2 separate regions of the Mus musculus genome follow, and region 2 is linked to region 1. The links are chromatin loops, found by intact Hi-C in ENCODE. Cell type or tissue: left cerebral cortex. All regions are shown on one strand. Links, peaks and the distances in the headings refer to the core of each region. The heading gives the core; the rest is flanking DNA.

What was found. Hi-C counts contacts between places; a loop is a spot of excess contacts. Peaks named below come from ENCODE experiments on the same cell type or tissue, not always from the same donor. Only the 100,000 strongest peaks of a DNase experiment are listed, where the experiment ranks them.
Region 2: it touches region 1 in a loop (2.3-fold over the local background); 2 of 42 quality-filtered maps call a loop at or near these places.

Annotation. Positions count from the first base shown.
Region 1 is chr14:8,583,231-8,594,335 of GRCm38, reverse strand. All of the region lies in intron 4 of Cfap20dc (CFAP20 domain containing), which reads left to right. Among named protein-coding and RNA genes, the nearest start is that of Cfap20dc, 78 kb to the left of the region's middle. In left cerebral cortex, for the core only: no CTCF peak of the experiment used is centred there; DNase peaks (open chromatin) are centred at 4,204 and 4,465; H3K27ac peaks cover 184 bases.
Region 2 is chr14:8,496,360-8,507,464 of GRCm38, reverse strand. The region is part of intron 12 of Cfap20dc (CFAP20 domain containing); the gene reads left to right. Among named protein-coding and RNA genes, the nearest start is that of Gm46492, 38 kb to the right of the region's middle. In left cerebral cortex, for the core only: no CTCF peak of the experiment used is centred there; DNase peaks (open chromatin) are centred at 3,112, 3,892 and 4,757.

The DNA.
Region 1 (11,105 bases), core at 2,456-7,455:
AATGCTTTGCTCTTAGGGGCTTTAAAAAATCCAACTAATATCATATTGTGTAATAACATACACATGTCTATAATAAGAAAGGTAGAATCTCTTTCCACAAGAACAGGTATTAACATTTCTATGAACAGCTCCAGACATTAAGCATGCATGTCTGTGACACCCCCCAGATCTCCTTTATACCCACAGTAGAATCCTGGCACTCACTCTCCAGCACTTGGCTTGGTGAGTGCGATGGTTTTGCCTCACCTATCTTGGGAATCTTTCCATGTGGCTACATGGTAAACTGCCTCATCTTTTTTAATAGTTGTCATACGTTTCTGGAGTGTGGCATGGGTTAGCTTATTTAGATCCATATGGCAGACCTCTAAGCTTTACCTCTGGTTAATATCAGTGTTACAGTGAATACTCCCATGTGTGTCTGTTTGTGTACTTGTGAAATAGCATCCCCTTAAAGAGGTGTGAGATTATCATGTAAAAATAGAACAAGAGAATGTATAGACTGCCAACTTATAGTGCTATATTCAGGAAAGCAGAAATGGGAAGAAAAATATTTAAACAGTAAATATTCAAGATATTTAAGAACATCTGACAGATTTTTTTCCCCTTTGTTAGAAACTCATTATTTCCACATTTGGGAAGTAGAAACTTTTTCAAGTTTTTTTAAAGCTTGTGACAATTGGGAACCGTTAATAATCGGAGTCTGTGCTGTGCTTTATAGTGACAACTTGGGATGTAACTGTTTGTGCTTTGCGAAAAGTGGACTTGATCACCAGATATCTTTTTTATTATAAATTTGGAAAGTAGTTGTTTAAGGTTTAAACAGAATGGTCAGTGACACGGAAAGGACAACCTCTGGTCCTCCACATGAACAAACAGCTGGAGAGCTGGAAGTTTACTTTCCAAAATAAAGGCTAAGTTCCATGGCAGTCCGTGGCAAACCATGTCTGGAAGGTAAGAGAGTGTGTGGTAGAAATGTCAGGAACCTGAATGCTTTTCTGTCAGAGACAGCTATTTTTTAAGTGCTCAAATTACACACAATTCTAGCTTCTCTAAGGAATTGTGTGCTAGAAAGCTCAGGTTCTGGGATGTTTGCATCAAGACAGAACACATGAATCCTGCTGTCTTTAGTTTCTTAGGACTGTGCTCAGATGCTACCACAAACAAGATCAGTTAAAACAATAGCAACATAGGTTTCAGAAACTAACCCCGCCCTCCCTGCCCAAAGAAAAGATATTGGGAGGATGGGTTTGCTCTGAACATCCTGGGGACTACATTGACAAAAATCTCAATTTATGACAGTCTTATGCAGTATTAACTTAATTTCAGTGGTGTATAAAAACCGATTCTGTTCTCTGTTCCTCCTTTGTGCTATTATTATACAAATTACTTCCTTGTATTCTGTAATCCTAAACGCGGGCGTGTAATTACCGTTTTATGCTTTTCTTTTTTCTATGTAAGAAAAATTTGGTTTTGGTTTGTTTTTGTTTTTGAAGCAGTCTCACTGTGTGACCCAGGCTGGCCTGGAAGTTACTGTAAAGCCCAAGTTCTCCTTCAAGTCTGGATCTTCCCACCTCATCATCATGAGGCCTCAGCCACCACACCCAACGGCTTCTGTTCTTACGGAAGACATGGAGGGGGAAAGTTACAGCAAATATATTTGCAACACTTTTCATGTTTTTCCATTTTCTGACATGCTGTAACTAGTTTGCATGCATGGGAGTTCCTGGGCACTGCCCTTTTGTGTAAGCCAGAAGGACTACTGTCTTGCTTGTTCTCACTGTGGTCACACCTATCAAGGCAGCCTGAGAAGAAAAAGGTTGCTCTTGGCTCAAAGTGTGAAGGACAGTCTTTCATGATGGAGGATTTGCAAAGGAGCACAAGGAGGCAGCGGGTCACACTGTCGAAAGGCAGAAGGCAGAGCACATGAAGCCTACAGTCCAGCTTCCTCTCCCCTTTCTAGTCAGAGTGTGATCCCAACTGGTGAGGTGCCCATCAGATTTAGGGGGAGTCTTCCCACCTCAGTTAACCTAACATAGAAAGCCCCTCACAGACTGCCCTGAGCCTCACAGCCTTGATGGTTCTAAACCTCCCCAAGTCGGCAACCAACCCCATCCCAGATGCTTCCACTATTTGTTCAAGGTGAGCTTGCTAGCAACAAACTCACACAACTTGTGTTTATATTAGAATATCTTAGTTTCTTTTCCACTTCTAAATGATGGGTCGGCTAATTCATAATACTGGGTTGATAGAGTTTCTCTTTAAATATCTTCCTCCCACTTCTGCTGCCACTGGCTTCTGGTGAGAAGTCAGCTATTAGTCCTCATGCAGCTCCTTTCTGCAGAGTGAGTTATTTCCCTCCTGCTACCGCTAGTATGGTCTCTGGCTTTGTCTGGCTCTCCATGGTGGGGTTATGAGCTTTTTGGGTGTTGCTTGCTTTTAGCTCATTATATGTGGAGTTTTCAAGCTTCCTGCATGTAGAGTTGCTAACCCTTCAATCACATGGTTGAGTTTTAGCTGTTACTTCTACACATAGTGTTTCTTCCCAGTGTTTTTCCTCTGTCCCTGTTCTCACTGGTATCTGATGGTTTCATATCCCATTTGTCTCTGTGGCCATGTGTGTTTTCTCCATGATGTTGAAGGTAGATAAACCCTACTGGGAGAAAGAAAGAAGTCTGTACTGTGACCACCTCAAACAGACAGATGAACTGTGACAAAGCCCAACATATATTCTTGATAAAGACTCCAAAAATTAAGATAAGGGAAGGATCGAGGAAGGACTTTGTATATCATACTTGATAGTGAAAGACCAAATGCTTCCTTCCATGCCTTATCTTGCTATCAACTTGACATACTTGGGAAGAAGTAACCTCAGGTGAAGAATTGCCTCCATGAGATTGTGCTATAGGTGTGGGGGAGGGAAGGGAGGCGGCACTTTCTTTACTGCAGAGGTGTAGGAGGGCCCAGGTCACTGTGGACTCTACCATCAGCACAGGGGAACCTGGTCTGTATAAGAAAGGTAGCTAAATGGGAGCCTGGGAGCAAACAAGCAGCATTCCTCACGCTTTGTGCTTAAGCTCCTGCCTTAAATTCTTGCCTTAGCTTCCTCTGATGGAAATAGAAAAAAGAGAAAAGAAGGAACAAAGGCTACATCATGTTCCAGCAAAGCACACAAGGCAGAATTGTTTCTCTTTTCTAAAAAGGGCAAAGAGTGCTCAGTGAGTTTAAACTTCAAGAGAAGTATACAGAGAAAACTGACAAAATAAAAGTCCTCTTGGTAAATGTACAGAATTGGAAGGATCAGATAAAGACAGAACCATTTTGTACTTGCCTTGGAATTTCATTCCATAGCCACATTACTCCAGACTTAAACATGACACTATGTATTTTCTCATGTCATTTTGCAATCTCACTATTTCTGTATGCTTAGGCCTCAAATGTGCATTAAAGTTAGTAATTTTTAGATCATAATAAGGAAAAAAATCATAGTCATCACCACCACTTTGGCTTCAAGGACAAATGATTCTGATAAAGGAATTCAGTCAGTCTTCTGAAGTACAGCATCAGTTCTGTAAGCTCCTCCCGGCCGGCCGAAGCCAACATCCCCCAAAGACTTACACAAAGAGAAGGAAAGTGCAAGGGTGACTCAATAGACAGGACCTCCACCCCTCCTGGAAGGTGGCTGCCATCCACTCAAATTCCTACTGAGCCTGCCAGGGTGAAAAAACTGTCAATCAAAGATGATGATATAAAAATGAACTGAAGATTGAATTGAAAAGTAATTCTCTTTTCAAGTGGTTTGCAAATCTAGCCGTTAAGTTAGAATGAATGTGGCTAATGACCATAGCTGTGAGAGCTATGTACCTGCTGATCACTGGAATATTATTGCACATTAGCTTGAGTTTTCTGTCGTCTCCCCATTCATCTCCCCGACGTGGTCTCATTACCTTTCCTACTGTGCCGCTGACCCTTAGCTATGAGTGCTTGCTTGAGGTTGTCGCAGCGGTTTAACTTACATGTATTTTTTTAATGCATCTTTAGGTACAAGAGGGGTAATGCCTCTGTTTCTTCTTTCTCTTTTTTTGTTAGGTCCCAGGAGGTTTTAAGTGGTGGAAATCAAGCCTGTATTACAAGTAAAGAGCTGCTTTATAAGCAGCCTTCCTTACAGCAACTAAATTGCCCCCAAAAAAGCTTACTCGCATAATGAAGCTTTGAAGTAGTCACACATAGGCATTTATATTCTTTCTCTCATGAATGACTAATTTTATTTTTTTTTTTAAAGTAGCAACTCAGCTTGCTTTCAGAACCATTTAAGCTTAGCACATGATTTTGTTTTCCTCCAAAACCAACGACTCTTGATTATGAGATGAGGAAGGTTTGCATATTGATTTTTGCAGACAGTGGCTAAGCTCCTGTCACATTGAGAGGCCTAGTCCTTAGCTGGGCACGAGATCTTATGAAGATTCTCTCCAATGTCAGAGCCACAGTGGCTAGGTCTAAGAGATCTGTTTTGTGTAGAGTGAACCCTAGCCTCTGGGTGGGGATGCTCATGCTGGACGGAGCCTGTTGTCTACTTCCCAGTGAGCCTCCCAGCTCAGTAAGTCACCTCTCCTGGTACTCCTACAGGATGCATGGAAAGATCTACTGTGGTAGAGAAACAACTCTTTCTTTGTGTTTCCATACAGTTCTATAGAATACTCTATCTGGACTGCCCTTTCCTGTAGATGTGTATGTGTGTGATTCCTGCCTTCAGCTCTGTCCAGTGCCATCTTCTTCAAGATGCCTTACTAACTGACAGATATTTTCCATTCATGTCACTCTCTGTTGTCTATTTTTCATAGCACTTGTTAGGAGATGGATGACACACTCTATAATTGTTTTTATTTCTTACTCTTTCCCCTGTTAGAACACATGCTTTATACATCTGCCTGATGCTTGTCACTGAGGAAGCACTCAGTAAATAGAAGAGCAAACATATAATCTTGGTAGGGTTTTAAAAGAGGAAGCTCACCAAGTAAATTCAGTTAGATTAATTAAAGCTCCCGAATCATCAGTGTAATGACCGTGATAACCAGGTATAGCACTCAGGCACATACAGGAAACACACCGACATGGAAGCCTGTGGTGACATCTACACTCATTTTTTAACCATAAATTCATTGCAGTCGGATCCAAGAATCCATGATTTACAATCCAAGGACTTACAGTCCATGACTCACACTTTTCATTATGGAAGATGGGATTGGTTACTGATAGAGAACTTTGTAGATATGAATGATCCACTTAAACTTAATTATTAGAAAACTTAAAACCCCCAATCCACAGAGCTTATTAAATAACCCACAGAGAAGCAACTCAGTGAAGGTTAGGCCTTGGGAGATTTTCTTTGTCTGGCCACTGCAGGCATCTTTCATATATTCTCTAATGCAGTCCCAACACCTCTCTTATAAATTCTTACCACCATCTACCTTTTACAAGTGAAGAAATTAAAGTATGGAGATTAACTGATTTCCCAGAGTTGTTAAAATAACACATGGTAAAGCAGGATTTGAAGCCAGAAAATCTTGCTTCAAAATGATTAAAAAGAACAAGTATGCAATATTTCTGTGTGTGTATTGTGTATATGCAAATGAGTACATGTGTGTATATATCTACATGTATACATGTGTGTAGAGGCCAGAGATTGATAGTGCATGTCTTCCTCAGTCAGTTTTTTATCACGTATTTTGAGATAAGATCTCGTGGAACCTAGACTGGCTGACCAGCAAGCTCCAGAGATATGCTGATCTCTTCTATTCCCACCTGTGCTAGGATTATAGACACATGACCATACCTTCTGTGGATCCAGAGTCGTGTCGTGTGTTCCTCCTGCAAGCACATTAGTGACTTAAGCCTTTCCATCCCCCAGTGTGACATATTTCTGATACAGTTAGTTGGCAGTAGCTAGTGTGAACTCATAACTGAAAACTAACATGTACAAACTAACTCAAGCCAGTACTGATGACTGAATTGTCTTTCCCCAAAATTGAAGAAGTCTGTCCGACTTATTCTTGAACACTGGGAACTTGACAAATCACTGAGCCCTAAGGACAGATATCTCTGAGGAAGTTAAAGTTAGTGCTTTCTCTAAACTCTAGGATAATGCCAAATTCTATAATCCTATTTAAATTCAATAAAAACATGACTGTCAGATGATAAAACTGAAATGCGTAGAACTGCATGTTACTCACTTACAAAAATACAAAATGTCCATCCTTTTATGGCCTATAAAATTGCTCATGTACTGATGTGTAGATCAGAGGGCAAAATCGAAAAATAGTAATAGAAGTAAAAAGCACACGGTAGCAAGTGAAAAGAGATGTGCTTGTTTTTAATCTGGAAATCTGAGACGTCATCTAGCAGGATATGGCATTTCAAAACAAATTCTGATGAATGATTATAATTCACATTGGCAAAACAAAGAGCAAAGGGGATTTCTCCGAGAAGTGAAGCTGCTGAGGAATGGTGGATGGTGCCATATCATCTGGACTTGCCTCTGCAAAGCAGCTACAGGAATGGTAGACTTTGTTGCAAGCTTGCTTAGGCTGGTTACAGCTGGATGCCAAGGTCCCTGGAAGTGTCCCTTCAACTTTGGGGGCTAGAAAATCTGGCTATGTGCTCCTTCTTCCATCCATTAAAGAAGTGCATCCTGTGGGTCTGATGGATGTGTCTCCAGAGGCCATGGTGGAACAATGTTGGCATTGATAATACTTCTTACCTGTCTCAGAGGCCCTGATAGAATAGTGTTAGCACTGGCAATGTCTTCTTCCACTGAGATTCCCTCCTTGGCTTTTAATCTCCTGATTCCCTTAGTCCTGATTAATGGCATCACTTCTCAAGACGTTCATACACTTTCCTATCTCATATTCTACACTTGGGGGTGTGCTTCTGAAAGAGAGAGCATAACACAGCCACGTTTATGAGAATAGCCCAAAAGATTGGAGTGCCAAAGACTCATAAGAGTGATAGACTTCAGCCAATGTTTACTTATAAGTTGAAGGATGTAAGTGCTAAGACAGAAGAATCTAGTCACTGCTACAACTTTCTAGTCCTTTCTAAATGTACTTTGTTCAGATTTTAAAAAGGACGTCTCCATACAGTACCCCCAGGAGCATCTCTCACCAAAGAGAGATGTCTGCGCATTTATTTATTTGTGCTTAGGTTATATTTTTCAAAAAGTCTATGGATCCTTTGTTTATGGTAAGTGCTTCTAGACAGATCAGAGCACACTCTACAGAAGCACTTCATTAGGATTTTTTCTGTGGTAAATACAGTGTGTTTGTCAGAAGGTCAGTAGTATTTACAGACACCTTTGACCTAGTCGCTCTTGTTTTCTAGAATTCTATAATAGTGAAGGGAAATGAGTACCCACCTGCTGCCTTCTCCCTTCCTCATAAGCACTCAGACTTTCAAAAGCACAAATCCAAGTATCCTGGCTAATTTTATGTCACAAGACACAAGCTAGAGTTATTTGGGAAAAGGGATCTTTAATTGAGCAAATGCCCCACATACGTGTCCTCTGGATGAGTTTCTTAATGGCTGATGTGGATGAGTGGGCCAGCCCATTGTGGGTGGTGCCGCCTCTGGGCAGATGGTTCCTGGAATATATAAGAAAGCGGGCTGAGCAAGCCATGAAGAGCAAGATAGTAAACAGCATTCATCTCTGGCCTCTGTTCCAGTTCCTGCCTCCAGGTTCCTGCCCTGACTTCCTTCATGCTGGACGGTGACAGGGAATTGTAAGATAATAAACCCTTTCTCTTCCAGCATTGCTTTTGGTCATGGTGTTTGGTCAGAGCAATGGGAACTCTAAGGCACCAAGCAACTGCTCTTCTTTGGAATTGTCAAATCGACTCGTAAATAGGTTAGCCTTATTCCTCTTGTCTTGCCCTTTTAGGCTTTAGAATTCCAGGCTCCGACACGTGCTGGCTATGAGACCCTGATCAGATTTTCAGTGTCTCTGAGCCCCTCACTAGTGGTAAGCAGTGAACCCTGAATCTCATTCACAGGACTAGTGGGAGGAGTACATGAGCAGCTCCGTAGAAATGATTGGCAGGTTGTGGCACGTGATAGGAATCTCCATGTTTCTCTTCAGCACCATTCATTCCTGTTTATAGCTGTAGACCTAGAAATTCTCACTCCCGTGTAATAATGAAACAAAATGAAATAAAAAGGCAGAACCAAAGCGTCTTTATACACTGATGACGTGATCACGTGGCAAACCCTCAGGGGTATACAGACAGCAGCTGAGCACACAAATGAATGCAGCAATGTCTACCAACAAGGCCTGCACACCAAAATCAATTGATCTCTCTATACCAGCAGCAAATGGACACAATATTAAATTACAGATATTTCCAATTGTGTAAGAAGTACCAAGTACCCAAAAATCCTTTTTAAAAAGATATATGTAAGTTATAAAATGCAAACTACAAACAATATGAGAAAAATTAGACACGGTCTAAGTAATGCAGATAGATGTATTTCTTATGACTAGATTGGAAAACTCAATATTGTTTTTCCAAAATAAACCTTTAGATTCAATTTAATATAACCAACTAACTAACTTTAAATATGGTAACTAGACAGACAGGAGTTCCTAAAAGTTAGAAGTTGTGCTAATCAAAAGTAGGTACAGAAACAAAGAAAAGATGAAACAAGCCTTAAATAAAACCAAAGACTTACAGTTAATCTATAATAATCAAAAGCATATGTTATTGGCCTAGAAAAAAAAATGAACACTAAAAAAAAATGTTGATTAAGGAATGGTCTAAAAATAGATCCACATAAATGTTTGTGTGATGTCATAGGAGTGTGGCTTTTCCTCTAGCATTCCCTGTATTAGTAGCATAACCCCTCTCTCACCCTAGTGTTTTGAGAGATAGTATGGACCTAAAAGGTAGGGTCTTGTGGGAGGAGCTTAGTCATTGTAAGTGATGCCCAAAAGGATTAAGGCTGTTTTCATGGGACTTTGAGTTTTTGCAAGTGTGAGTTGTTCAAAGAGTGAGTCATAATCTGTTCTCTATCTTCCTCCCTCAAAATGCAGTCTTCCTTCTGATAGTGTGATGTTACCACCATCTGCCATGGGACTCTTACCACAACTGAGCTGATACAGATACCATGCCTCTCAACTCCCATAATTAGTGTAAGCTAAGAGGCCTCACTTAAAATAAAGATACATAAACTTTGATTTAAAATAAACTTACCCAGCTTCAAGCATTCCAAGACAGCAATCGAAAACAGAGTAGAGCAATATGGTCAGCTTATTTTCAACAAAGGACCATGGATTCTCCATGAGGAAAGAAAATTGAAGAAATGTTAATGGGACAACTGAAAAAAAGAAAGAAAGAAAATAATCTCTGCATCACATACAACACAGAGCAACTAATTTGGGATATTTCTTAGAGTAAATGCAAAGTAGTGAGCCTTGAAAGATCTCAAACGAAACAGAAAGGTGTGCTTTCAAGTTTATACTAGACAAGTTTTGGGTTTTTTTAATGTGGAAAATAAAAGTATGTAATTATAGACAGGAGTTCCTAAAAGTTAGAAGTTATGCTGACTAGTATAGCTCTTTGGAGCCTGATATAGCTGTTTCCTGAGAGGCTCTGCCAGTGTCTGACAAATACAGAGATGGATGTTCTCAGCCAACCATTGGACTGAGCACAGGGTCCCCAGTGTAGGAGCTAGAGAAAGGACCCAAGGAGCTGAAGGGGTTTGCAGCCCCATAGGAGGAGCAACAATATGAACCAGCCAGTACACCCAGAGCTCCCAGGGACTAAAGCATCAACCAAAGAATACAGATGGAGGGACCCATGGCTCCAGCCCCATATGTAGCAGAGGATGGCCTACTCAGTCATCAATGAGAGGAGAGGCCCTTGGTCCTGTGAAGGTTTGATGTCCCAGTATAGGGGAAGGCCAGGACAGGGAAGCAGGAATGGGTGGGTTGGTGGGCAGGGGGAGGGAGATGGGACAGGCGATTGTTAGATGGGAAACCAGGAAAGGGGATAACATTTGAAATGTAAATAAAGAAAATATCTAAGAAAAAAAAAGAATTTGTGCTGATGAAAAGCAGGTACAGAAACAAATGCAAAGAGCAGACGTGTCTTCACGTGTGATACTTCAGATGATCTTCCAGGCAAAGTTGTACTTCAAAGACACCAATGAGAAGTAGGAATGAAGGGGCTGGGCTGTGGCAGAGTGACAAGAGTGCCTGCTTAATGTGCACCAGATCCTGGGTTAATCCCCAGCGCACATGCTTTTGTGTGTGTGTGTGTGTGTCTGTGTTTGTGTGTCTGTGTCTGTGTTTGTGTGTCTGTGTATCTGTGTGTGTCGGTGTATGTGATTATTGTGATATATTACATATATATATATACGTATATATATGTGTGTGTGTGTGTGTATATATATATATATATATATATATATATATACATTATACAGATCATTGTGCATATGTTTGAGAACTTTAATAATTGCATAAGGGCAGAGTGGGGCTAGAACAGCTCAGTTGGGAAAGTGCTTGCCACATAAATATGAAGACCTGAGTTAGATCCCCAGTGCCCAGAGAAAAGCCAGTTGAGGTGGTATGCACTTGTAATACCAACACAGATGAAGCAGACAGTGAGGATCAGTGATGTCTGAAAGTCAGCCAGCACATGGTAATCAGTGCATCCTGTATCCCACAAGAGACTCTATCTCATAAACCAAGGTAGACAGCTGAGAAAAACACCCAGGCTTGACCTCTGGCCTCTACATGCATGTACACACACACACACACACACACACACACACAAATGTTCAATATCATTAGTCACAGGGAATTCAAATAAAATCATAGCAAGTGTTTCCCATTGAAGCTGGCTGAAATGTTAAGTTCTAGTGACCTCAAAAAGATGAAAATGTAGAAACCCTGCACTAACTTTAAAGAGATGTTTCTGTCAGCTTAGTGAATCAGTGATCCCATTGCTAGTTATGTACCAAGGAGACATGAGTTCTTGCTCACCAGAAGGTACCGCAGGCATGTCCAAAAGGCTTGAGTTATCAAAACTCAAAACTGTTGATGACAAGTAGCC
Region 2 (11,105 bases), core at 2,865-7,864, 87 kb after region 1:
TTCTGGGTTATGCTATAAGTTACTCACCTCTACATTCCTTTGATTAGCTCATTCACACATCATAATGAAATGAATCTTTGATCCACATGTGACATTTTGTTTCTGTGTAGTCTTTGAAAACTTTTAAATGTCAGTATATGAAATAGGAAAATAGAAGGACTCTTAAATATATTACTTCACATTTTTTCCTGTATTACAATGTAATGTACTCTCCAGAATAACCTGCCAGACAAATCTAATATTTATTCTGTGTGAATAATCCTTTTGGCCTGTTCACATCAGCATGTCTTTATTACTACTGAGGCACTTCTGAAAGAGTCAAAGTCCTCTTTATCACTTCTACTAGACTGTGAATTGTTGTATAGGAGGGAAAGAAAGCATAAATCAGTTCTTGCTTATAAGGCAAATTTCTACCATTTTTGGTAGGAGCTGTATACATCTTTCCAGATCAATGTTTGGTTTTAGGTGAGACTTTCAGTAAGAACTCTTTAAAGTCTTGTAAGTTAAAAAAAAAAAAAAAGCTATCAAATCTACCTTGTTGGAAAATGTGCTTTGTTTTGAACAATTTTAGGAACCTTATTACTTCTCCAATGGATATTTAGTTCTACTTTCCTATCCCATACAGTCACTGCCTCCCAGAAAAATCACAATCCTGTAACAGAAATAACTTGCTTAGCCCAATGTCAGACAGGATGAAGGTTAGGTGCTTGCTGAGGGCCACCCTGCTTTCCTCTCGCTTTTGTGTACACACTAGTAAAAAGAAGCATAAGACACTATATCATCTACAGAGAGCTATATTATTCCTTTGAGAGTTTCTAGAAGTAGCCAAGAAGTAGAAATACTGTTTGGAAATAGTTGTTATGAAGTCATTTTAGATACATTGGAATGGCCAATCTTATTACCATGAAAGAAGAAGTTAAGTTTTCATTTTTGAGACTATGTAGCTATGCTCTTTCTTCAACAACATAAGCATTCTCTCTACTATCTCAGCTGCTCACCAACCTTGTTGTCTAGCTGAAAGGGGTTGTCAATTACCATATTTAAAATAGTGGCCAAAATGAAAACTTCCACTGGCCAGATTGCAGTTCATGTTTGCCATTAAAGGTGAACTTGGAATATTCCGGATGCATTTTGTCTCAGAACTGTTAGGGATGTTATAGACATCTTTTCTTTAGATAAATATGATCATCCTGTTTTGCAAAGGCTAGAATGAGTTCTGTCCTAACTCATTCAACATGAACGTTGTGATTCAAAGAACCTAGGTCCCATCTGCTCTAAGTCAGTGGCCCTCCAGAGTCATTAAAATTATCTTTCTCAAAATTACAGCTCAGCAAGAGCCATCCATTCTGTGCATCCAGAAATGATTGTCCAAACGCCCATCTGCATGGCCTTCTAAGAAATGTAGCTCAACAAAGGAAGTGCAGGCTCCGGGGAAACTCATCCTCTCTAGCATACATATGTTGTGCTACAGCTATCAGACACACTCTATTGATGTCCCCGGTACTGGGGCATGACTGAATACTTAACAAACAAATGTTTCTGTGTCCAATAGACAAGCAGTTCAAGAGATTTTTTTAATATAATATAAATATAAAGTTAAATCAAAAGCATTTTGTATTGGTTCTTCTGAGAAGCAGATGAACAGATGCCTGGAATGTAAAAATGGACAATTACCTCTTTGCTACCTCTGACAAAATTCGTTCAACTGCTGTGTGGGTTTTCAGTAGTTCCATGACCAACCAAAGGGAGAATGGGGCTGTTCAGTTCATTCTTAGGAAGCTAACTTCTCATGCGTGTAACAAACGAATAGAGCTAACACAGAAATTCTCAAACAAGTTGAACCCAAATGCATTCCATATGTGAGATCAATGAACAACATCTCTACCTTATAAAAGGGGCAGAATCGTTGCTGAAGAACAAGATGTTCTCTGTCCTCTCCTTAGAGAAGACTGTAGAACTTGTCTCTCAATGAGAAGCTGAGCCCGTGGTAAATAGTAATTAAACTTAGTCTCATATATCACCTGTCCTCTCAACCATCTTCATTCCGTTTCTGAATCTAGTATAAACTGTGTTAGTGATCCTGGGGCAGTCAATGGGAGCCAATGGGAGCCAATGGGAGCCAATGGGAGCGGATCTATAGGTTTCCTGTGCAGATTCTCCAGTTACTTATCCTCTCCATAGACTTAAAAGAGCCCAGAAGCACCTTAGCATGGACATCTCCGCACTGGGGAATACATCTTCCTCCTGGCTGATCTCCAAAACAGGATACAACTTAAGAAATATGTGAGCTGAATGCCAGGATCCATGCACATGTGCAATTTCATATTTATCAACTCTGCTTCTGCCAAGCACAAAGAAAAGTGATCCTGTGGAAACAATCGGAAGCAAGAAAAGGCCGCACCTTGATGCACTGTGGGTGGAGAGAGACTTCTTACAGAGTGAGCTCACATATGCAGGGCCTTCTAAGTGAAGCAGCCCACCCCTGGGTTGGTATCAGTCTTCACAGGAGGTTATCTGTGCCCTTGAGGATGGCTATGCTGAATCCACCAGGGCTGCCTTAGAACTAACCCAGAAGGTGCTTGCCCACTTTCCTGTCTCCCTCCCCTTCTGGACAAGCCTAAGCAGATCCCTTTTCTGTCTTTATGAAATGAAGTGTTAGCACTGCTCATTCTCCAGTAACTGAGGAGACGGCCATTGCACGGGTGTCGCTGGCACACATTCGCGTTCTCTGTCCTAAGACAGGTTCTTCAGCAATGTGAGCATCCTCACAGCATCCAGTGTTAGGAAAGAGAGGCACACAGTGAGTGGCTTGCATAGAACAGTAGTGCCTCCAGGGACTGTGGCAGGTACAGAAATAGCCACAGTATCGCCAACCTTTCTTTACCATCTGTGGGACTCTAATCAAAGTTTCTAATTATTTGTAAAATTACATAAACACAAATTAGGCCTGATAAGTACCAGTAAGAAATGTCCCTAAGAAATAGACCCTGTGCAGTTGTCATGCAGATCAGCAAGCTGTTCTTGGCAGAGGCTTTAAGACCAAGCTTGATAGCACTGCTGTCTGCTAATCCCAACCTACTTCCCACATGCCTTCTTCCCAGAGAAAGAAATGGCCTTAAGGCAGCCCAGGGAGCCCCTGCTAGAGCTTTGCAGAGTGGTTGGGTATGGCAGGCTCTGCTCTTAGCATTCTCATTCCAACACTGAAATCAGCCTGGCTTCTCCATCATCAACTCCTTGAAATTGGCGCCTTTGCATGTACTACAAAATACAAGAGTCTGCTAATTGGCCCCCTTTCCTCTGTACTGAACATGTTAGGATTACAGCCTGGGCTCTGAGGACCTCAACAAGCCAGACTTACACACCTAGAGAAGCCCAAATAAGTCATGGTGAGAAGCATAGAAAGGAGATGCAGTCTGTGTGACCACACTGGGAAAAGGCACAAGTACAAAGACCCAGTGGTTTCCCCAAGCCCATCTTCAGGGCCCTAACACGATGTTTAGATTTAAATAGAGGGAGAAAGGTACGCATAGCTACATAGTCCTGGTGGAAGTATGATGTGCCCAACGTCAGTGTCAGAGCCAGTCTCTAAAGGTGGCCTGACAAGATGTCAGAATTGTCTGTCATCTCCTTCTGGGAGAGAAGCACCTAGTTTTTCCCTCCAGCATGAGGTCCCAGGGGACCATTGCTTCGGTAGTCTAAGGTCCGAAAGGAGAGCAGAAATGTCCCTGCTTAGGATGTGCTCTCTCCTGCAGGACAGTTACACTGTCTCAGCACTCCATAAACTGTGCCACGCCTGCCATTCTGTGTCATTGTGATAGTCCATTTCACATCACATAGTTCTTTGTTGCCTTCTAAATAAAATCTCCAGATGGCAGAGCCTTAGTCTACCATTATGTTCCTGCCAAGCACATTGCCTAGCATAAGACTCTACACATGATCACAAAGAAAGGAAGTGAAGAAAGCAGCAACAGACTCCTAGTGAAAAGCTGTGCTGCCTGGCAGTGGTGGCGCACGCCTTTAATCCCAGCCTTTAATCCAGCATTAACATAAAAATATTTTGTTTTAAGATACCAAATTTGGGTAATAACTGTAAATTTGGTTCTGTGTGACTGTATGGATGGTCGAGGCATGGTTTGCTGAGGCTATGTATATTTGGTGTCAGGACATGGGTCTTCAGACACTACCTAATGCCTTCTAAATATGCTATGACTTTATCTGTCCCCTGATACAAGCTTATTTAACACTCATTTCCTTACTGTACATGAACATTAGTGAGTCACACTAGAAAAATCAACCATAAAGTACATACAATGATATAGTTCTTTCTTTAGATATTACAATATAGCAGGAAATTTTTATGATGTAATATATAATATTGTATAGCATGGAAATTGCACCATATTGCTCCTTTCTAATACTTAATTTTTCCATGGGCATTGATTTTAGGTATAGAATTATCTTCTCTCAGCTCTTTCCTATGGATAAATCAAAGAACTATATATGTGAACTCTCCTAGCATTCACTTCCAGCTTTCCAAGCAATCATATTGAAGAGGACGTTGATCTACTCTGGAAACAATAAGCTCTCCATTGAAATATTCATGTAAGAAAAACACGATATAAAACACACTTTATTATCTACTGTTCCTAAACAAGAAAACTGCCTGACAGCAGTCAAAAACGCCCCCTAAGCCCACATTTTCTTAGAATACCATTTCTTCATTTAAATCAGCTAAATGCCTTGAGCTTTACTTTTTCTCCTCCTACACTTAGCTCTGCATGTAGACAACGCGCACCATTCTTAGATGCTGTCGGTAATTTGTGGATCTTGTTTTAGATAGTCTTTAAAGCAACTATGTGGATATTTTTTTAAATGTTCTCTGATGACTTACTTGGGGGTAGAAAAGTGTGCCTGATCCAATCTTGGTAGAGTATGGAAAGGCATTTCAGCAAATGATTAGTCCCTATTTATAATTTGTATAGCTATTTTAGCTGTTCAAGCTTTTCTCTTTATATTAAAATAAAAGTGTCTTATTCATAGAGCGTATTGACTTGTCAAAACTTGTACTTGATATCTTATTCACAAGTTTCTATCCAAAGTGACTTCCAGTGTATTCCTTAACATGGGATGACCACAGTGTCCAGGCTTCTCCAGTCTCAAGTACCAGTACATTTGCACTAGCCCACTACAGAGCAGGACAAGCAGATGGGGGCAGGGGCCTAGAAAGGGCCTCCCTGGAAGAAGGAGCTCCAGAAAGCAAGAATCCTTCAGTGAGGCAAACAGATAGAAATAACTTTTAAAATAACATGCTGCTCAAGGCTCTGGAGAGGAAAATAACCCATCTAATGTATATATGAAGTCAATTTATTAGATAGCTTACAGAATCAGAGGCTTCAAAGCCCATGGTGGCCATCTGTGCTTGGATAGGTTGAGGAATCAGTAGCTGCTCCCACCAGGCAGCTGGAAGCCTCAGAGCAAGAGGGACCAGTGACATATCCCAGCCCAGAAGGAACCAGTGACACATCCCAGCCCAGGAGGAACCAGTGACACAACCCAGCCCAGGAGGAACCAGTGACACAACCCAGCCCAGGGCTGGAGGCCTACAACCACTGCTGCTCCGTAGGACCACATCTGGTTGGGTAACGTGACTCACCTTTGGCGTGGTGTTTCCCTTCAGTCCCTGACGAAAATGTAAAGCTTTTCAGGAAACACCTTTACAGACACACCTAGAAAGTGTGCTATCACAATTCTCTAGGCATCTCTCAGTCCAGATGAGTTGATTGCCAAGATTAACTTCACAAAGGGATTGGCATGTCTCATACTTTTCTAGCCCTAAAGAAAAGAAGGTGTTCTTAGAAAACCCCAAATCTCCACACCAGAGCAGAGGACGTACCATCCTATCACATGCTACCATCAGCAAGCAGAACTCTGTTAAGACAAGTGAGGGAGGAAAGCTGAAGTGGATTCTAGAAGGGTCTGCATGTGGCTTGGTTGTGGTTTCTTGTGGGAGGGACTTCCTGCTAGGCTGTGCTTTGGAGCACTCGGGCCATTACAACGCTACTTATTTTTCATCGTTTGAGTGATCAGTAATGCATTTTCTTTCCCATTCAGATGTTTTAGTTCATTTGCAACAGCTGTTAAAGAGTATGCTGCACATCCCAGGAATAATAGAATGCCTCATGCTCTTAATGAGAAAGATAATTATGTGGTTTTCATCATAATAGTTATTTTTATTTCCCAGTTACTTCCTATAATTTGAGTGATCATTGTCTGCAAATTATAAATGAGGACCTTATTTTTTGAGCCAAAAGCTTGCCAGTTAAATTGACAGATTTTCAATAATAATCTACATTAGGAACCATAAAGGCATCATTAATCTCTTTATCTTCTGGTCTCTGCAGCAATTTCACAAATAATAAATGATACGAGTGAAGGTTAAGAGTAGAGCCTTGTCCTCGGCTAAGTCTTAGAAATGGTCGTGTGGCTGCGTGCACGGCCCTTCGTGTGGGTGGCTGCATGCATGGCCATCAGGTTAACTTTTCCCTTTCTGCATTAGTACATTTCTTTCTCCACTTTCTCATAAACGACACTCAGAAGCTAAAAAATAAACAAGATCTGTAAAACAAGCCACATACGCCACTTTTTCCAAACATGAAAATGTTTATGTATCATGTCCAAAAAAAAAAAAGTTCTATATTTGTTACAGTACAAAGCTTTGGCTCATTTATGCTCTGAGTATTTTGAAATATGGAGCTACCTAGCACAAAACATGGACAGCTACCTCTTTGTCATCAGTAAAGTAGAAGTGGCTGGTATATCTGAGCATTTCTGTATATGCCACATCCCACTGTACTAAGCTTTCAATTGATTTTCACAAAGGCTCCAAGAGTCAAGACTTTCATAGTGCCCACTGCCCAGAGGCTGGCACTCACATGTAGAAGGCTACACTGTCCAGGGGCAACAGCTGCTAGAGGTACAACTTGAGCAGGCATTCTCTTGGTAACTCCAGAATCACGGTCCATGTGCAACATGCCATGAGAATAACTGTGCCACTTCTTTCTAACGTTGGATCTCTCTTCAAGCAATTCTCAAACAGAACACTGAAATCTGTGTTCATACAGAAAAAGCAAACCACTTGTTTTATGACAAGTTAGGGTGAAAGTTGTCTGTAGTACTCTTCATGTTTTTAATTTATAAAATATTGTTTAAACAGTACAAAAGACATTAATTGTCTAACTTTGTTGTACTTTTATTTATTTGGTTCTACTAATGAATTGAAATGAATAGAATGCCTTGTAGGTTATCCTACAATGCTGCTTCCCATGACCACAGCAGAAGCAGGCCTCAGCAAGTCTTTATGGTCTAAACATCCCTGTTAGTTTCCCCTGACTTCTTCACTATCACAGTTAAATACAGTCTCAGTCTATGTATCCAAAAAGTAGCTTACTTCATAAGTGGTACTTTTTTTTTTCACAGAAATAAAATCAGAACCCAAAAGTAAGCTTATAAAAGCACAAATAGACTTAAAAGTTCACCACCTCTCAGCAGGGTCCTGCATTGTACCAGGGAGTGTCAGGAAGAGTAGAGGAACCAAAGTATGGAGAGAAAGCTAGTGGCATGCTCGCTCAATACAGTCTCCTCACTCAAGCGGCACCTGAGGCAGAGCAGTTCCCAGAAGCCCTTTGGATTATTTCAGGAGATTTTTTTCTTTTTTACTTTTCCAAGTTCAAAGCCCGGGTTTCATCTGTTTCTTCTGCCCTAAAGCAAGCTTCTAAGTCACAATTCCACTTTCCAGCCGAGGACCCAGACATAGCAAAGGCTCCAAAGCCGTGGCACGGGGAGGAATAAGGTCACCAAGGTGTTGCTTACCACTCGTGCGAAGAAGTGTGGCCTGTGTCAAAATTCAGAGGATGGGCTGGAGAAGTGACTCTGTCACAGGAAGAAGACCTATTGCAGAAGGTTATTGCAGAAGACCAGTGTTCAGTTGAACTCCAGTCGCAGGGTTCCCCAAGCCTCCCTCAGTGTGCACATACCTACTGACACATAATTGAAATTTTAAAGTAAATAAGTGGTTTGAAAACTCAAACTAATCCAGTTTTATCTGTGATAACCCATATAATCACTGACATCCAAGGTTCCCATTTATGTGACTGACCATCTTTCATTAATAAGGCAGACCATTATTGGAGGCCAAAGGTAACCTTGCATCACTGAGGAGTGAGACTGCAGCAGGAGCAGAGCGTTCTTCCAAGATACACTCGAAGCACAAGTTCACATTCATTGTTTTTCAGTGGGTTCCTAGATGCTTGCAGCTAAGAACCTATGAAAGGTTCCTCAGATGCTGTGCCTATTCCACAAAGGACCCCCCTCACCAAGAGACCCAGAGAAATGGCTTCTCCTCTCGATTTAACTACTTTATTAAGAGTGTTTTCACTCAACAGAAGTCTTTCTTTAAAATGTTTGATTCAGTGTTTTTTAGTGTATTATCAAGGTGTAGTCATCACCACTGTCATCCCAAAAGATGACAGTCCCAACCAGCAGCCATCTCCACCACCCTCACCATGCTCTAGACCGACGCTGGTCTCCGTGTCTTCTCTCTTCCTGTTCTGGACATTTCATACAGATGGAACCATCATATGTGACCTGGATCTGATTTCTTCTGTTGAATATATGCATCATAGCACTTGATGCATTCTGTATAAGGATTCCCTAGTGGAACAGAACTGACAGAACACACACACACACACACACACACACACACACACACACACACACACATTATGGCAATGGAAATCTAGCAATGGAAAGCCCAAGAATCTAGTTCTTTTTAGTTCACCAGGCTGGGGAATATGCTGGATGGCATCAGTATATGCTGAAATCCCAAAGAAGCAGGGTCTAATGCCAGGGAAGGAATGACCTTGCCACTAGAGTGAAGGCAAGCAAGGAGAGAAGAGCTTCTCTCTCCCGGTGGGTTGTTTAGGCTGCCACCCAGAGTGGCCCTGATTAAAAGTGGCTCTTCCCAGTTCAAAAGATTGGAACTGAAGGTGGGTCTTCCCACTTTAATGATTTACTTAAGGAAAATTCCTCATAGATATATCCAGCTGCTTGGGGTTTAGTTCGTTCCAGATATAGTCAAGTTGACAACCAAGAATAACCATCACACTATACCAGAATCCTATACCATATTTCCTTATTCATCTATCAGCTAGAGTTTGGACTGCTTCTATTTTTGGCTGTTACAAATGAGGACACTATAAACATCCATGGCCAAGTCTTCCTGTGGGCATGTTTTTTCAGTATTCTTGAATACATATCTAAAAGTAGGATCTCAAAGTCATAGGAAACTCTACTCATAACTTTGGAAGAACTGCCAGACTGTCCCAAAGTATATGCTGTGTTCCATTCCCGTAAGCAGTGTCTGCAGGTTCCAATCTCTGTGTGTTCTAGTCAGCATTTCTTGCGGTCTGTCTTACAGTTAAGCCGTCCTAGTCGCTGGAGGTTGGAGCTCACGGCTTTTGGTTTGAATTTTTGTAATGACGCCTGATGTTGAACAGCTTGCAGTGCTTATGATCCGTTTCTATGTCTCTTTGGGACATGTGTCTATGCAAGCCCTTTGCCTGCTTTTAATTAGATTATCTTATCATTATTCATTTGTAAGAATTCTTAATAGAATTTGAGTGAAACCTGCTTACCAAATATATGGTTTAAAATATTTACTCCCACTCTGGGCTGCCTTTTTGTTTCCTTATGGCACCTTTTAAAGCATGGACATTTTAAATTTTGATGAACCTGCTATTTTCCTCTGGTGCTGTGCATTTGGTAGTATATCTAAAAAGCCAATGCCTGACCTAAGGCTACAAGTATTTACACTGAATGTTTTTTTCTGTCACTTTTATAATTCTGACTCTTGAATTATTTTTGTGGCCTATGTTAAGTTGTGTATGAGTTTGAGAATGTCAGTTTTGGCATAAAAGGCAGTTGAGATCTTGGTAGGAGTTTGCCAACACAAGCCCTCTGTTACAGGCTTGCTGCCCAGGACAGGGCTAATGGGCTATGCTCTGGACCTTTGGAGGGTGGACTGCTATTGGAAGTCCTCTGTCATAGGCACCAGACTTTGAATGGTATTGTGAGAAGCAAGTCTCATATTTTTCTTCTTTCCATATCTTGCTTCTCTTGCCTTACGATGTAAGGGAAACTTCTCTACCACATGACTCCTGCCATGCATCTCTGGCACCCCACCAGAGGCCTAAAGCATTGAATGTGCCCCGTCTTAAGCTAGACCTTCCAGAATCGCCATCCACATAAGCCTTTCCTGCTACGTTCATGATATCCAACACAGCAGTGCATGAGGGACAGCTGGCTAACAGGGCTGACTTCAGTGCTCCAGATCACTTTGTGAATATCACGGTTTCATCCCTGTTAAGCCTCCACGCTTAACAATGTACCTTTCTGTTTCCAGTCTTTCACATTTTTCATTCAGTGGTGCTTCATTATTTTCATAGGCAAAATTTAACTTCTTTTGCTAATTTACTCATAAATACGTTTTCATTTTATGAAGTTGATTTCTCTATTATAGAAGTACAGCTGGTTTATATCTTACTACCTTGGTGAACTTGTCTGCTTGTTTGTAGATTTCAATACATAGGATTACATCCCTGTGAAAACATGGTTTTACTCCTTTGTGCCTTTATTTCTTTTTCTTGCTTTATAACCTTCATTAAATTGTCATCGATGGATTTTTTTTCTTAATTTTGTTGATTTTGTACTTTGCTTAGTGTGGTCTTACTATTGAAGTCTAATATAGAGAAATAACACCAGCTAGGATATGTACTTGATGCCAGACATCAATCTTGATAATTATCCTGGTATCACTATGCAGTTACCACTGCTGGGCTAGCACTCTGAGACACACATTTGGATTGCTGGCATGTCCGACATCACTACCACCTATGCTGAACATCTAAAATAGACAGCTCCAGGTGATGGGGCACTGCTATGTGGTTCACCTGGATAAGAACATCTGCTACATGCCTAAGGTCAGAAACTCTCCTCAGTGCTAGAGGTTAAACACTGACAAAGATAGATATAGATAGATATAGATAGAT